Linked DNA regions of Homo sapiens: region 2 is linked to region 1. The links are chromatin loops, found by intact Hi-C in ENCODE. Cell type or tissue: heart right ventricle. All regions are shown on one strand. Each heading gives the region's core, and the rest is flanking DNA. Links, peaks and the distances in the headings are about the cores only.

Region 1 (8,695 bases), core at 568-8,567:
ACAGTGATAGCAGAGTAGGGAGCGTTGTGCCCAAAGAGTGACTGTACTCTTATTGTTTTACCTTGTCATAAAAATGCTTGTTAGTGGTGACCCTTTCTAGATTTTCTGGTTTTAAACTCAGGAGAATGACTAATGGGGTAAGAAGTGCTTTTCACCAGCAGTATGACATACATTGGACACAAAGTCATAATCCTATAACATGACTACTATGTCAGTCTTATTCAGGAATAGTAAGGGAGGTGAAAGCCCATTCTTCAGGACTAAGCATTGAGAAATCTGTTTGTTGGGCCTCAAAAGATTTCTTTCTTTCCTCCTCTTCTTCTTCTTTTTTTTTTTTAAGTAAAATAGGCTCATTTTAGAGATTAAATCTGTTGTAAAGTGCTATAAATAGGTTGCAAGTATAAGTGCTATAGAAAAATTACAATAATACTATGCTAGCCTAGTGTTTTAGTGGTTAGTCTTCCATAGCAATATGAAATTTCGGGGGGAAGTTGTGTGATTTTTTTAAAAAAACATTACTGAATTCATTTTTCCGGATTTATATATATATATATGTTTGTGTGTGTGTGTGTGTGTGTGCGTGTGTGTGTGTAGCCAATGGTTAATAATGTACGTATATTTTTTGTCTTCCCATCTGTTTCTTGCTACTGCAGTTCTGTGGTTGCTATGGAGAAGGTTATGATAAGGAAAAGCACAATAAGGTTAAAAGTTCTTCTCTGTATCTGGGACAGAAATAACAGTCTCCTACCACACCATCCTTTTTTACGCCCTCTGCCCTCATGTGATGATCTTCAATACTGCAGTGCCTGTTGCTGACGGGAAGATGGTTTGATGCTATATTTAAAAAAATTACACAGAGGAGCTAATTCTCTTCTTTTTTGCTTCTTTTAAGGTTGATGACTTTCATCATTTTAATCTAGGCACAGAACAGAAGGAGACAATAAGCATATTAGGATGAATTGTCAACCCAGGACATTTCTGGTTTGTGTGGGTGGTTTTTTCCTTTAATTTCATTTGTGTGTTTAAAATTTTATTTATTTTTTATTTGCTGATATGAGGTAAGAAAAGCTTAGAGAAAGGACCTGATGTGGAACAGTTGGGATTTAGTTAATCTGCTTAGAAATAACACTAATCTCTAGATCAGATGCTGTCAACAATACAGTGCCTTCTATCCCCATTATCTTCCTCTATTCTTTCCTTGCTTATTCTTCCGGCACTCTGTGGTTTCATTTAGTCTTATCTTTTCATTTCCTACCAATTTTTGTTTTTTAACATTTCTTTCCTACTTCTCATTTACATTTCATTTTTGAATTTCACCACGGCTTCATCATGGGAAGTTTTTTGACTACTCTGAGGTGACAGGGTGGAAAGCATAGATATGTAATAACTCATGCCAAAATAAGCTTCTTCCTAATATATGCTTAAGAGTAACTTTGTATTACTTTTAATAATCACAGTTGTAGGTCTCTGTCAAAATAAGAGTATGACCACAATTTTCTTGAGAAGTTTGATGCTACTGGGACGATTATATGACTAGGTGAATACATGCTATTTTCTTTCCTCTGTTTTCTGGTTTTTTTTCCCTGCTTATTTGTATGTTAGGTTATTTTTTGAGATCAAATTCAATTGCTATTTATTAAAAACCTCCTTTGTGCAAGGCATTTAATGTATTTTTCTTCAAAGTGATTTTGTGAGGCAGATATTTTTATGCCTTTTCTTAAAGATGTCAAAAAACTAAAGCCAACAAGTTAAAATAATGTGCCCCAGGCTACACAATTAGTCAGTAGCTGTACCTGGATTCTATGTCCTGTGCTCTTTTCAGCATTCCTCAGAGGCTTTAAGTAGGAGTTAGGAAAGGCTCTGGAGTCACACTAGACATTGTTTTGAATCCCAGTTCCATCTCTGGGTCTCAGTTTCCTCATCTGTAAAATACGATTAATAATCATATCACCTCCAAGTCTTGTTTGTTACTAAGCTTTATATAAACCGCCTAAAACAATACTTGGCACATAAGTTCTTGATGAATAGCATCAAGTACATTGAACATCAAATATATTGAACATTTACTGTATTATGGTCTCTGTGTGCTGAGACCCGAGCATATAGGTTCTACTTAGAATCAAATTGAGAAAGGCCTCTATTAAGAGAATTTAAAGTGTCGTGACTATATCAAGGAAGTACAGGGTGTCATGAGGGCATTTAAAAAGGAAGGGTAGTCTGTTCTGGAGGTCAGCAGAATTTTGAAATCTGAAGGATGGGTAGAAATGAGAGGGATCGTGTGTGTGTGTGTGTGTGTGTGTGTGTGTGTGTGTGTGTGTGTGTGTGTATTTCAAGCTAAGGCAATAGACCACATAAATCTTAGATGGGAGAGTGCAGTGTGTTGCTGAACCTGAGAAAAGCCCACTGTGGAAGAAAGTACTGTAAGACTGGCTGGAAGAACAGGCAAAGGTCAGATTAAGCAGAGCCTTGAAGGTCATAGAAAGTAAACCTAGATACATTGTATTAGAACCTAATGATGATGCCATATTACCTCTATCTCTATTCCTAGACTTCAAGAGAACTTCTAAAAGGATAACCAAACTCTTTACTTCCACATTTAAAATATTTGTATGTTAAAAACTGAAGAATGCTTTAAACTAGTTAGAAGTTAAATTAGTACTAACACAAACATATCTAAAAATCAAGAAAAATTTTAAAAATAGTGTTTAATTTGGAAAGAAGCAGTGTTACTGGTGAACAAGAATAAAATATTTCAGTTGAGCCATTTTTAAAAAGAATTTAATTGGTTTCAGAATGTAACATCCTTCCTGATGGTTTCAGATGGCTTTATTTGTTCATAAATAACTCTACTTGTTGATTTAGCCACTTTTGTCATATGAATGCTTCATTAAACAAATGGAGCTTGCTCATTATAGCCAAGTAGAGCTATATTCAACCAAGTGGTGAAGTTGAGAGTACATGGTTGTATTTAACAGCAAAGGCCCTTTATCTGGCCTCTTGCCATCTGGAAACTCTAGATAGCATTTCCCAATATAAATCTCAATGTAGTAACCAGACTGATAAGGACATGCAACTATAGCATCACAATGTCAGAGAGTGTTCTGTATACAGGAAAGAAAAATACATTCTTCTCACCCTATTCATTATCCAAGTTAAAAGCCTAGATTTTCAGAAGTCCTTTAGAAAGCTAAGCAGCAAGAAATTTTATTTTCTCTGAAAAAGGCCAGTCACATGGAAGTTCAGATTTGGCTAGAGGGTTATCATTGTAATAAAAGACAATCCTGAAATAGCGAAAAAATAGCCCCTAGATTCTGTCAGTTTTCTCTGCCCATTCCCTGCCTTGTCTTTAAACTATGATTTCTGAAATTTTTGAAAGCACAGAGATCTTTTTTAAAGTCCTTATATAATGCTTAGGGCATTAAGATTTATTTTTAAACTTTACTCATCATTTCTAGGCTCCACAAAGTTTTGTAAGAAATGTCTATCTGTTTTTTAAAATGTCAAGTTGAATTCAAATCTGAGACCCCTTTTTAAAAAAATCATTGTGATAATTATCAATTATTGAGGCTCCCCTCTATATGCTGCAGTCTGTCTTACAGAGCCACAATGCTGGGAGGACCCCTCTGGTCTTCTGTGGAGTAACTGCTTTTTGTTCGAGCCCCTTGTTCAAGCCCGCAGGATCCTTTGTGTTGCTCTGCAGCTTCTGTGCCTTGTAGGACACATGGAATGTTGTGATGACCAGAGCTCCAGTCTCCAGGACAGCCATACTCTTTGAGGCACCATTATTTCCTTTGTCCTCTGAGCAAAGGAGAGCATGCATCTCCTCTTGTCAAGGAACTTGGCCAACTTCCATTCCCCTCCCAGTAGTATTTTTTCTCCTTTATCAGGCTCAAAGGCAGCCCCTCCTACCTCCTCTGCCCCACTGTAGCTTCCTCAGTGAGCATAGGCTTCACAAGAGACAGGAAGCCTGTTGGTCTTCAGTAGTTTCATCTTTTCACCCTGCAAAGCCGACAAGATAAAGGAATACACAGACAACTTGACAAAGATAGGCTTAGAAGAGGTAGGAGAGAAGAAGGAGAAAGACATAATTGTTATTGTTTTCATTTGTTGCTTGCTGTAGTCAGCATAGTCGTATTCATGGCTGACAAATCATATTTTGAATAGTATTTCTATTTGGAGGAATTCCCACATTATGAGTCTACCTCCCCAGTGTTAGAAATGAGAACTTAAATTTCTGGCCTCTTGTGTAGCTTGGACTTCGGCCCTTCAGTCAGATTCACATAGAGAGTCTCTGGCCCTGACTTGAAAGAAGAAACTTGAAAGAAGAAACGTGACAGAACAAGTTCTATGTTGAGCTTCTATTGCTAGCACAGATAGCAGCATAAGAGTATGGCTTTGCAGGATGGTAGTGTTGTAGGGTTAAGTGCCTGATATAGCACTGGGACATCATTCGTAGTTGCAGTAAAGTTTTGGCATTTGGGGTTTGGTGACAGGGACAGTTGCAGCAATTTTCTTAAGCCAGTTTTACAGTATAGTTATGGATGTTTTCCTGGAAGATTAGCCCTTAATTTGTTTTTCAAGCCATTTCCATGATTCTGTGAGCTTCCCAACATACCTTTTTCTAAAAAAACATTTTTTTAAAGTATAACTTACATACAATAAAATCCCTCTGTCTAGGTATATAGTTTGCTATGTTTTGACAAATGTCTCGTCTTGTGTTCACTACCATAACCGTGATGTACACTATTTCTGTAACTCCAAGGACTTCCCTTATGCCCTATGTAGTATTCTCTGCCAAACTTTAACCCTCAGTCCCAGCTCCAGCATCTGGCAACTGCTGCTTTGTTTTCTGCCTGTATAGTTTTGCTTTCTCCGTAGATTTTTTTTTAATGGATACATGCAGTATATAGCCATTTGTTTCTGGATTATTTCACTTAGCACAATAGCTTTAACATTTAGTCATTTTGCATATATCAGAAGTTTGAGGTTTTTTTTGTTCATAAGTAATATTTCATTAAATGGCTGTGTCACAATTGTTTTATCCATTTGCAAGTTGATGGGCATTTGAGTTGTGTCTGGTATTTTGGCTATTACAAATAAAGATGCAGTGAACATTTGCATATAGGTTTTTCTGTAGATCTGTATCTTTACTTGTCTTGCATAAATATCTAGAATTGGAATTGCTAGATTGTATAGTTAAGTGTACATTTAATTCTGTAATAAAATATGAAAATGTTTCCAAATGACTGTACTACATTTCATTTCCTTCAGAAATGTATGAGAGTTAGTTGTTCTACATTCTCGTCAACACTTAGCATTGTCGTGTTAATATAATATATTCTAGTTGATGTTTTGTATTATCTCAATGTGGTTTTAAGTTCCCTGTTGACTAATGAAGTGGAGCATCGTTTCAGGATGTTATTACTCATTTGTATACTTTCTATGCATAGTGAAGTGTCTGTTCAAATCTTTTGTGCATTTAAAAAATTGGACTGTTTGTTTTGTTGAATTTTAAGAGTTTTTAGATATTATAAATACAAGAACTTGTGTTTTGAAAATATTTTTTCCCAACCTATGGCTTGTATTTTTATTTTCTTAATAGTGTCTTTTGAAGACAAGAAACTTACCTTGTTTTATTATTGTTTTATTATCAAAACAATAATTTTGATGAGGTCTTACCCATTTTTAAGTGGTTAATGCATTTTGTATCCTATTCCAGAAGGCTTTTTCTAACCCAGAGTCATAGAGAATTTCTCCTGTGTTTTCTTCCAGAAGTTTTATAGTTTTATTGATATGTTTAAATTTTTTATCTATTTTGAGTTAATTTTTATATAAAGTATTAAATAAGGGTAGAGGTGTTTTTTTTTTTTTTTTTGGCATATGGAGATTATTTTTTCCCCCAGTGCAGTTTTTCAAAAAGAGTAAACTTTTCCCCCTGAATGGCTTTGACAACTTTGTTGGAAATCAATTGCCCATTTATGTATGAATCAATTTTTGGACTCTCTATATGTCCTTATTCCAATGCTACTTTATCTATATTACTTTATAACTTACTTTTTTTCTTGAAAATTATTCTATTCTAATATTCACTTTTGTACATACATTTCAGGAGCAATTTGTCTATACAAAACAGCTCACTGAAAATTTGATTTGGGTTCTATTAAATCTAAAGATAAATTTGGGTTGACTTGACCTCCTAACAGTATTGAGTCTTTTGACTAATGGTCACAGTTTGTCTCTCCAGGCAGTAAAGTCTTTAAATTTCTCTCAGGAAAATTTTGTAATTTTCATTGCACAGATCTTACAGATATTTTCTGAAGGTTATCCCTAAGTATTTCATGTTTTGGATGCTATTATAAGTGGTATCATTTTAAAATTTTAATTTCCAAATATTCATTGCTACTGTATAGAAAAATCGTTGCTATTTGTATATTAGCCTTGATTTCTGAAACCTTGCTAAACTCATTTATTAGAATTAGTTGGTTTTTTGTAGACTTGTAAGAATTTTTAATGTAGATGTGTTATCTGCAAATAAATACAGTTTTACTTTGAAATTTTCAATCTATATGTCTTTTAATTCTTATTCTTGCCTTATTGCAGTGACTACAATCTGCATGTTAAATAGAAGTGGCAAGAGCAGACATCTCTCCTTGTTCCTTACTGTAGGAGGAAAATCTTTTACCATTAAATTTGTTAGCTGTTTGAATTATTGGTACTGATAATATCTCTTTGTTCTTCTTTTAATGTCTGTAGGATCTGTAATTATGTCTCTTCTTTCATATCTGAATTGATAATTTGTGACTTTTCTCTTTATTCTTTGTCAGTCTGGTTAGAGATTTATAAATTTTATTGACCTCAGATAACTAAATTTTGATTTTATTGATTTACCCTGTTGTTTTTCTGTCTTTATTGAATTCTACTCTGTCTTGATACTTTGCTTCTGTATGCCTGCATTTGATTTAATTTAAATTAATTTTTAAAAAGTTTCTTAAGGTGGAAACTTAGGTCATTGATTATAAACCTTTCTTCTTTTCTAATATGCACATTTAGATGCTGCTGTTACTTTTCTCTAAGTAATGCTTTGGTTGCTTCCCCATAAATTTTGATAAGTTGTGTTTTCATACTCACATAATTAAAAATATTTTCTAATCTTCCTTGTGATTTCTTCTTTGACCTGTGAATTATTTAGAAGTGATTTTTTTTTTTTTGAGACGGAGTCTTGCTCTGTCACCCAGGCTAGAGTGCAGTGGCACGATCTTGGCTCACTGCAACCTTTGCCTCCTGGGTTCAAGCAATTCTCCTACCTCAGCCTCCCAAGTAGCTGGGACTACAGGCATATGCCACCATACCCGGCTAATTTTTATATTTTTAGTAGAGATGGGGTTTCGCCATGTTGGCCAGGCTGGTCTTGAACTCCTGACCTCAGGTGATCCACCTGCCTTGGCGTCCCAAAGTGCTGGGATTACAGGCTTGAGCCACCACACCTGGCCCGAAGTGATTTAAAAAAAAAAATACATGATGGTTTTCTAGATTTCTTCCTATTGAGTTTAGTTTAACTCATGTTCTTTGTATAACTTTAATTATTTAAAAATTTCTGAAGTTCATTTTATAGTCCAGAATATGTTCTGCCTTATTGGATGTTCCATGTCTACTTTAAAATAATATATATTCTATGGTGTTAGGTAGAACATCCTAAAGTTTTCATTTATGTTAAGTTCATTGTTCAGGTCTTCTGTGTTTTTACTGTTTTTGTCTGTTCTATAAGTTAATGATTGAGACGTGTTGCAGTCACCAACCATAATTGCAGGTTTTTCACTTTTTCTCCTTTTAATTCTGTCAGTGTTTCCTTCTTGTACTTTGAAGCTCTGTTGTGAGGTGCATACACAGGACTGTTAGGTTCTTGATGAGTCAGCACGCCGTTTTATCATTATGTAATATCCCTCTCTATGCCTGTTTTAGTTATTTGACTCTTCTTTCTTCACATGCTACTGCTTTCCCAAACTCTTTGCTTTCCCAAACTATATTATCTTATAAGTTACCTCATAATTAGGTGTCCAGCCTCTCCTTGGTGAAATGCTGATTTCTGGTACAATCACTTGTAGCCAGGATGTAAATAAGATCCTATGTCATAAACCATAGTGACTCATGTTCAAGGAATTGCTTCTTTCTCCTTTCTCTGAAGTCAGTTTTGAGTGTGGTAGCAATCATAGTAGCATGTCCATCATAACACTGCAAAGCCTGGTTCTGCTTTTGTGCCTTGGTTCTTTATGGCTAATTATAATCACATTACTTGCTTAGTTTTAAATAAGGGGTTGCAAACATAAATGCCCACAGGAGTCAGACAGGTAACATGATGGAGTAAAGTGGGTTATATCGTGGAATAACAGGAAGTGGGTGGGGATCCTGGCAGTGTGGAAAGCTCCTGCTTTGTCTAAAGGGGCAGCACTAATCAATGGCCATGCGAAATGCAGGCCTGGTGTTACTAAATGCCCCCCAAAAGGGGATTCCTAAATGGAGTAGAATACGTAAGCTGATAGCCAGATATGAAGTCAGGAGGAAGTGATAATAGGAAACTTGCTGAAGAGAATTCTGATAAAGTTCACACCAAGTTTTTGGAGATACTGCTGAGTTAATGCTACCCACGTAATATATATGCCATGACATGTAGGAATCAAGTAAGCATGTATACACACAC
Region 2 (8,695 bases), core at 456-8,455, 50 kb after region 1:
TTTCTAGGCTGTCAATTTTATGAGCATAAAATTGTTTGTATTATTTCCTTATTGTCTTTTTAATCAGAGCATGATCTGTTTTTCTCCCTCAGTTTCTCATTATCCATTTTGCTTTTCTTGCCTTCTTGTGGGTTACTTGAATAACTTGTAGGATTCCATCTTGATTTATTTATAGTGTTTTTAGTATATTGCTTTTGTGTATATACATATGTATTTTTAGTGTTTGTTCTAGGTATTAAAACATGGACACATAATATACCCCAGTCTATTTGTATCAATGTTTTACCACTTTGATGTGTGGAAACTTAATTCCATTTACATCCCTTTTCTTTCGCTATTTTAAATATCTTTTTCTTTAGTATAAGATGTTGTATAATTTTTGTTTTAATGATCAGGGATGATTTTTAAAACTGATGAGGAGAAGTCCAGTGTATGCATCCATACGTCTGGGTTTATTTTGTTCTTCCTTCCTTCCTGATTGTCTGAGATTTCTTTTTCTGTCATTTCCTTTGAAGAAAACCCTTCAGCCGATCTTTAAAAGTAGTTATACTGGCAACAAATTCTATTAGTTTTTGTTTGTCTGAGAATGTCTCTGTTTCCCTTTCATCCCTCACTGGATATCATAATCATGGTTGACAATTCTTTTCTTTCAGCAGCTGAAAAATTTGGGAAGTGTTCAGCCATTACCTTTTAAAATACTCTCTCATATCTTTCCTCAGACTCCAATGATGGATCTTTTGTTATTATCCCTGTTTATTTTTTTTCAGTCTGTTATATCTCTGTTATTGAGATCGTGTAAATTCTGTTGAGCTGACTTCAAATTTGCTGATTCTTTCCTCTGTTTTTTCCATTCTACTGTTGAACCCAGGCAGCAAGGTATTATTTCAGTTACTGGACTTTTTAGTTTGATGACATTCCTTTTTTAAATAAAATATGACTATTAACTTAAATTATACTGAAATATAGTTTACATACCATAAAGTTAATTCGTATACAGTATACATTTCAGTAGTTTTTGATATGTATGCAGAGTTGTAGAAGCATCACCACAGTTTAATATTTGAACATTTTCAATACCCCAAAAAGAAAACTGTACCCACTGACAGACAGTCCTCATTCCATGCCACCTTTAGCCTCAGAAACTACTAACCTACTTTCTGTCTCTGTAGATTTGCCTATTCTGGACCTGTCTTATAAATTGTATCATATAATATGTGAGGTTTTGTTTTTATGTGTGTGTGTGGCTTATTTCACTTAGCATAATATTTTTACATTTATCCATATATAGTAGCATGTATTACTTCATTTCTATTTATTTACTGACATTTTGTAAATTTTCTGTTTGTTTTAAGAGAATTTATAATTGAAGCACTTTATGGCTGCATTAAATATCTTGTCAGATACTTTCAACATCTGATTCATCTTGATGTTGGCATATGTGGATTGTCCTTTCTCACTGAAGTTGTGATTTTTCTAGTTCTTGGGATGAGTGACTATTTTCTCTTTGACACTTCGGATATTATGGGACTCTGGATCTGTACATGTTGAGTCTACCATTGGGTCTCACTGACAGCACCCCCTCAGAAGTGGAATGTTTATACTGCCTCAGTGCAGATGAACACAGTAGAAGGATGGCTTCTCCTTTGGCTCTGCTTATACCTTCTTGGTGAAAGTGGAGCACCAAGTTGCACCACATTGTTGCTCCTAAGAGGAAATACAAACTGGGCCCTGGTGACACCACACCACTTGTTGTCATAGGGTAAGGGTAGAAACCCAATGTCCTGATTCCCTGCTGACACCAGTGGAGCAGGGAAGGGAAGTGGAGTGCCCCTTCATTTGGGCTTATTGATGGTAGGTGAAGGGTGAAGGGTTTCTCCCCATTGGCAGAAACCAGAGGAAGGAGGAAACAGTGTCACCTGCCCTGCCTTACACCACCTCTTTCCACCTTGTTAATGCTAAGTGCAAGTAGTGGCTCAGCTCCCCACTGGGGGAATCCCAGCTTCCTCAGGAAGTCTGCCGCCTCTCTACGGTTTAGGGTCTTCCCATGCTCGCTTGTTGTGTTATGTCAATTTTGTGTTAATTTTAAGAGGCTAGACCGTCTTAAAATGGAGTTTGTAATGGGCCTATCCCATCTTGGCTGGAACCGGAAGTCCTGAATCATTACTTTTTGAAATAATCATCAGTTAAACAAATCTCATAGTACCCTACTATTTGAAAGCTTTAAGGATTCTCAATTGTGTATTAAATAAAATTGTTACTCCTTGCCTTGACTTACTCAGTTTCTTCCACAAATAGTTCACTGCCTCTTTCATTCTTAACGTCTGCGCCTCCTCTACATGCAAACTTTGCTCCAGACCTGTTCACCTTCCCTTGAAGTAAATTTTTTTCTTTTTGTTTCCATTTTTCCCCCCGCTACAGCTTCCAGCTATAATCTCCACCCAAATCTTCTGGTACCACAAGTCCAATTCAAATACATTGTCCTCTATAAATTCTCTTTTTCAGTCTAATGAGAAGTGACTGTCCTCTCTAAAGAGGTATAGCGTTTACTACCTGTAATGGAATTTCCACAGTTTGTATTATATTTCTGTATTTGTGTACATGATTGATCCCTCCTGCTGGACTATAAAATGAGTTATTCCACAATCATTTTTGATCCTTAATTATGTGCTAAACATTGTTCTGGGTGTTGAAGGTAAAAACAGAGAAGTAACTGCAGCCATATTCTCAAAAAGTCCATATTGCAGGAGGGATCCACATCTGTGAGCAAGTAGTTGCAAGTCGTGTAAGTATATGAGTGGATGTTTATGCAAGTTCAAGCATATGGGACTACTACTTCTATATCTTGGTTGTGGTCACAACACTTAACACGTTGCTGTATTCAGAGAAAGTGCTTGAAGGATGCGCTAAATTCATGAAACTGAAAATATATGATTTGGTCTCTTAACTTCAGTGTTAAAAGTAGCAGTCAAATATTAGAATATTCCCAAAGCAAGGCCACATCAGAGTCATTTACTCATGTGGCAAATGATTGTGCCAGTTCCTTGGGGGCATTTGATGTTATATTAGAGATGCAGTATTGTTTGGGAAAGCTGTGGAGATAACATTCTTAATGCAGTGGTTTGGAAGAATCTTAAGTAATTATGAAGGGTTTTGTGTGAAAATATCTGTTATGCTTATTACATGGCAGTACATGAAAAAATGCATTTCAAGTACTAATTTATTTAATTTTATCACACTTCTACATGGACGCTATCATCACTCATATTTTACAAGTTCAGAAACTGAGGTGGTTAAACATTTTTCCCAGACTATTCAGTAATCTGTCAGTTGCTTTTCTCAGTAGATATTTCTGTCTGACTGAACCAATGTCTAAAAAGAAAGATCTGGGATCCTCGTCGTTTTGCCTTCAAATAGCCCTCTTTTGGACAAATCACTTGTGTTAAGTAAGATGATATTCAACTTCACAGAAAAAATGCTGAGACAATAAATGCAATTCAGAGAAAAGTTGACTTGTAAATTCTATGTGTATACAGCTATTTATAGCTTTTCCTCACAGCTTCCTTGTGAAGAAGGTATTATTTCCCTATTTTAGGTAAAGGCAAGGCACAAAATTCTGACTTAATCATAAGACATTAATGATAGAGACAAGTTTATTAAACAAAGCAATAAGTATAGTGCCTACTATGTATTTAACACAGTGAGGTCAGTTGATACCTGATTAATTTTAGGAGGTCAGATTAGAATAGATAATTTAGCTTATTATAACTTACATTGAAGCCATATTTCTCTATCATCCATCAGTTGCTCCCTCAGTTTATCAGATTTGCAGCAGTTTTGCATTTGAGGCTTGGACAAGATTGTATGCCTATATATATATATATATGTATGTGTGTGTGTATATATATATATATGAATGAGCTTCAGTTGTCCATTACATTGGACAAACTACAAAATTCTCTAAGGCTCAGTTTCATCTACAAAATAGAAACAATATAATAGTTATCTTTGAGATTGTGAGTACTAAATGAAATAATGCACATAAGATGAATATCATGGTGTCTGGTGATAGTAAACACTTGATATTTGCCATTATTCGTAGTAGTTCAGAAGCTTTAAATTTCTAGGCAATAGCTATGTCATTTACACCTACTCAGTATTTCAACTCTTTTTGCCAGAAGTACTATTTGAGTGCTACTGCATATAAAATAGCAATTTGGGACATTTTTTTGTTTAAGAGAAAGGAGAAGCCTCGGTAATTATTGTCTACCCAAATACTTTCTCCTATTTCCCTTTTCCTCACATTTTGTTCCAAAATAACACACTTATCTTCTGATTACTATCAATTTCAAATCGCTGAGGATAATTAAGAGGGTGGGAGAACATCAGCATTTATAGAGCACCTACTGTATGCTAGACAGCATACTGGACACTTTGTGTATATCCCATAGAATCCTCAACACTTTCAATTTTAGTACTGTATTATGCTAATTTTACAGATGAAGGAACAGGCTTTCATGGGTTAAGTACCTTGCTCAAGGTCATAAAGCTTGTAAGATGTAGAGCCAAGGGCATTGCTCATCTGTTGCCATATACTGTCCTTCCATTAAGATAGCCAATAAATAGTAAAGGTCTTGGTACTGCCTCAAATTTGGCCTGGCATAGACAAGAGTTCTTTATTCTTTCTAGTCATTCTTTGCCCATTAAAAAAATTATTTAATAAAATTACCATCTCTGACTTATAAGACTATTAGAATAATTTTTTCCATGCGGTCAAGCTTTTTGAGTTTTTCTCCTCTTAATTTCTGCACACTCGGGGGGGTCTCACAGCCGTTTAATTCTTTCTCATCACTTTCCTAGGGCATTTGCAATTTGTGTAAAACACTAGTTCCCTTACCACCTTCAGCTCTACAGTCAGAGCTATTGCTAGGGGAGGATGCGTTTGAGGAAATTCCCGTAGGCGAGAAGTTTTGAGGGGAACACAGAGGTCTTTGAAGACATGGTGAATTTGGAGGAAATTCTACGTAGAAGGATGCCTTTTGCTACCCTGGGCCTGCACTTGAGTCCCAGCTCCGTCACTTCCTACTGACTTGAGGCAAGCTGTTTAGCCTCTCTGGGGATATAACATGGAGATTATAATTGCTACATCATAGGTCTGAGGATACCATTAGATAATGTATATAAAATGGTATAGATAAATTGTAGCTGTTACTGGTTTACTTTTTAAGTCATGTATTTGAATTTTATAAGGAGAAAAACGGAAGTTCTACTGGAGAGATTAGAGAAGACCTGAGTCTCACATACAACCAGGTTGTAACTCTTTTCTTCACCTCCCCTCTCTCAGTCATCCAGAGATCAAGGTGTGTTCACCCCTCCAACTTCACAGTGCTGATCCTGTATTATGATGTAAGTAGAGGCGAGGCTGTGATTTCTGAGCCCCAATCCCTTTAGTATAGAGATCACAACCTGAAATGCCTGTGAAGGTAAAGTAAATGAGAGAACTGGGCCAGATGGGGAGCATGGTGACTTGGAGATTTATGCCCTGCCTAAAGAGGTTAGCAGCTACTCAGCTCCCACCAAGAGTGGTCAGTAGGACTTGGGTCCAGGATGGCCAGGTCTCTTGAATCTTCAAGAGAAGCCAGAAATGCTTATTTGTATCTCTCTTGGATTGTATATGTCGGCAATGAATTTTTTTAAGTTAAATCCTGCTTAATTATACATTCCTGTGGGTCTGTGTGGCCTGTGGTCCAGTATTTACAATATCTGTTATTAAGCAGACTTGTTTCCAGCAGCTTCATGGGTGGATCCAGCTTGGAGCTCTCCTCTTCTGAATAGTATCGAGTAACAGGAAACTATGTGTCAGGTGCTGCTCTAAGCATTTTACATCTATTAAATCATTTTAATCCTCACAACCACTGTATGAGATAGGTACAAACACTATCCCATTTTGCAGATAATAACACCGAGGTACAAGTGATAAGTAACTAGCCTAAGTTTATATGGGAAGACCTGGGACCTGGATTCAAATATAGGCAACCTGGCTCCTAATTGCTATATAGTATTTTCTAATGTTTGTGCTTTCAGAAGAAAAAGAAACGGTGCATTTCTGGTAATTTTAAATTTTCAAGGAATATTTCAATGATTTAGATCAGTACACTGCTCTCCCTAGTTCTTGAAACAATCCGGGCTGACATTTTGGAAAGGAGGGGAAAAGGGCAATTCTCTCATCAGGCTTCTTGGGCAAAGCTCTTCTGAAGTAAATGGGGCTGAAAGCCCCCATTGTGTAAACTCAGCCCACACCTCCCCACAGCGAGAAGTCATAAGCAAGTCTTGAGTCTCCACATAACTCTAGAGTTTTATAGAGGAAACTCTTCATTAACAATGCATTGATTTGTGACCACACTTCTGTAAAAAGAACAGCTTTCATAGAGTCCTCTGCAGCTTGCTTGCTTGCTTTTTTTTTTGAAGTGTAGTGTTTTTGCTTACTTGCAAAGCACTAAAGAGGAGTTAACTTTTAGATGGGTACAAGGAATCTTCAGATGTGTTGCTGCTAGTACTTTTTTTCCCCCATTGAGTATAAGGATGAAAAAAAATATTACATTTCAGAGAAGATTATCAGGAAAGAGAGTTTCTTCTCAATTGATGGAACACAGCAGAAAGGGGAAAATCCTTCATCCAGTTCTGACTTTATTCCATAGGATTAAAAAAAAAAAATCTTGTCTGAGAAAAAGTGAAATCTTGTCATTTTAGTCTTGCACTAGAAAACTTATAAATATGTTTGAGAGGAAAACAGAGCTGGGTAGAAATTTTTGCTCAGGCAAGGGGAGGGCTTGGGCTTCAGTCACTCCCTTCCAGGAAAAGGAAGTGATTTTTTGAGAGCCTACCATGTGCCAGACACAATCCATCCATTATCTTATTTTTTCTCACTCCTTGAGGTAAGTATTACTTTCCCTGAAGTGTTGGAAAGGCAGTCATTCTTAATTCCTTTCCACCTCTATGTCTCCTTTCTTTGCCCCCAGACACTAATTATGACTTCAGAAAGAAGAACTACTTAGAGGCAACAAGTTATTGGAAAGTGTGGAGGATGGAGGAAGGGAAGGCGGGGGATTTTTCCTGTGATTCTTTTAGCACAGAAAATATCTGTTTTTATTTTACCTGTGCATTTAGGAGGGATGCAGGAGATCATGGGAGTTTCAACCCCATGATCCAACCCACGCTTTCACACCATCCCTGCCTCTATAGTAAGTCTGGACTGTGTACTTGACATTTCAATATCCTTCCTCTCCTCTGTATTCCACCTGCATTTTTTCTAGCCTGTGTTTTTGCCCTTATTCACTTGGGCCACCATGATGGTCTCTTTAGTTGGATCTCTTGCTTTCAATCTTGTATACCTCCAATCCATTCTCCACACTGTAGCTGATTGAAACTGTGATACTACACCTCTGCTTATTGCATTCCTTAAGTGGCCCCTCACTGCCTACACAAAGAGGTTGAGTAAAAAAATAAAACATGGCAAATCTCACCAAGGGCCAACTAATTAGTGTTACTGGGGGTGAGCTAGGCACCTGCCGTCCTTAAAGCTGCACAGGCTATGTGTATTGTAAGAATCAGTGGCTTAGAGTGTCCAGAGTCCTTGGCATTGCACACAAGGCCCTCCGTGATTCTGCCTGCACTCCATTCTCCAGATTTCACTTTTCAGCCCCATCCCCACCTTATCTTGTGCTCCAATCATGGCAGTATGCCTGCTAAGCCCTGAATTTACCACGAAGATTCACCCTTCTCTGTGCTCCTTCTTTCTACCTGGATTGCTCTTCGTTTCTTCCTTGACTTCCTGGTGGAAACCTATGTTTATTTAGTCTCAGGTCAGGCATTATCTCCCAATAGAAATGAGCACTCTCTTTCTCGTTTTTGGCCCCCACTGTACATCATCCATCCATCATCTGAAACACTAGTGCATTTATTTGTTTAAATGTCTGCCTTCATGTGATAGATTTGGAACACCTTCACATTTTTTAGTTCTGAGCACATAATATTTATGGCCAATGGTGTTTATTGAATAAAATGAATACTTTTATTTTTCTTTAAATGAGACAGGGTCTCACTTTGTCACCCAGGCTGGAGTGCAGTGGTGCGTTCTTGGCTTACTGCAGCCTTGATCTCCGAGGCTCAAGCGATCCTCCCACTTCAGCTCCCCAAGTAGCTGGGACTACAGGCGTGTGCCACTGTGCCCGGCTAATTTTTGTATTTTTTGTAGAGGTGGGGTTTTGCCATGTTGCCCAGGATGGTCTCAAATTCCTGGACTTAAGTGATCTGCCTGCCCCGGCCTCCCAAAGTGCTGGGTTTACAGGCATGAGCCACTGTGCCCAGCCAAGTAAAATGAATACATTTTACAGTTAATCCAAGAGCACACAGGACTCCAGGACTGTCTGAATGCTATGCTCTTCTGTTATGCTCCCTGCAAGAAACTGCGACATAGAAATATTAGGCAAATTGTTGACCACAGTGGAGTACCCTCTGTCTTAGCAATGGCCCCAGAGAACTATCCCAATGCATATATACTTCAAAAAATATTAAAATCACGCTGTGTAGACAGTTGGTACCTCGCTGGTTGTTTTTGTTTTTGTTTTTGAGATGGAGTCTCACTCTGTCACCCGGGCTGGAGTGCAGTGGTGCGATCTTGGCTCACTGCAGCCTCTGC

The links. Peaks named below come from ENCODE experiments on the same cell type or tissue, not always from the same donor. Only the 100,000 strongest peaks of a DNase experiment are listed, where the experiment ranks them.
Region 2: a loop joins it to region 1, with 8 times the contacts of the local background. A loop is called at or near these places in 10 of 110 quality-filtered maps.

What each region holds. Positions count from the first base shown.
Region 1 is chr3:118,938,089-118,946,783 of GRCh38, reverse strand. The region is part of intron 1 of IGSF11 (immunoglobulin superfamily member 11); the gene reads left to right. IGSF11-AS1 (IGSF11 antisense RNA 1) reads right to left here and starts at 3,708. Exons shown (of 4, transcript NR_046230.1): 1 at 3,598-3,708; 2 at 1,794-1,922; 3 at 749-916. In heart right ventricle, for the core only: no CTCF peak of the experiment used is centred there; no DNase peak of the experiment used is centred there.
Region 2 is chr3:118,888,036-118,896,730 of GRCh38, reverse strand. No RefSeq gene overlaps it. Among named protein-coding and RNA genes, the nearest start is that of IGSF11-AS1, 51 kb to the left of the region's middle. In heart right ventricle, for the core only: no CTCF peak of the experiment used is centred there; no DNase peak of the experiment used is centred there; H3K27me3 peaks cover 3,885 bases.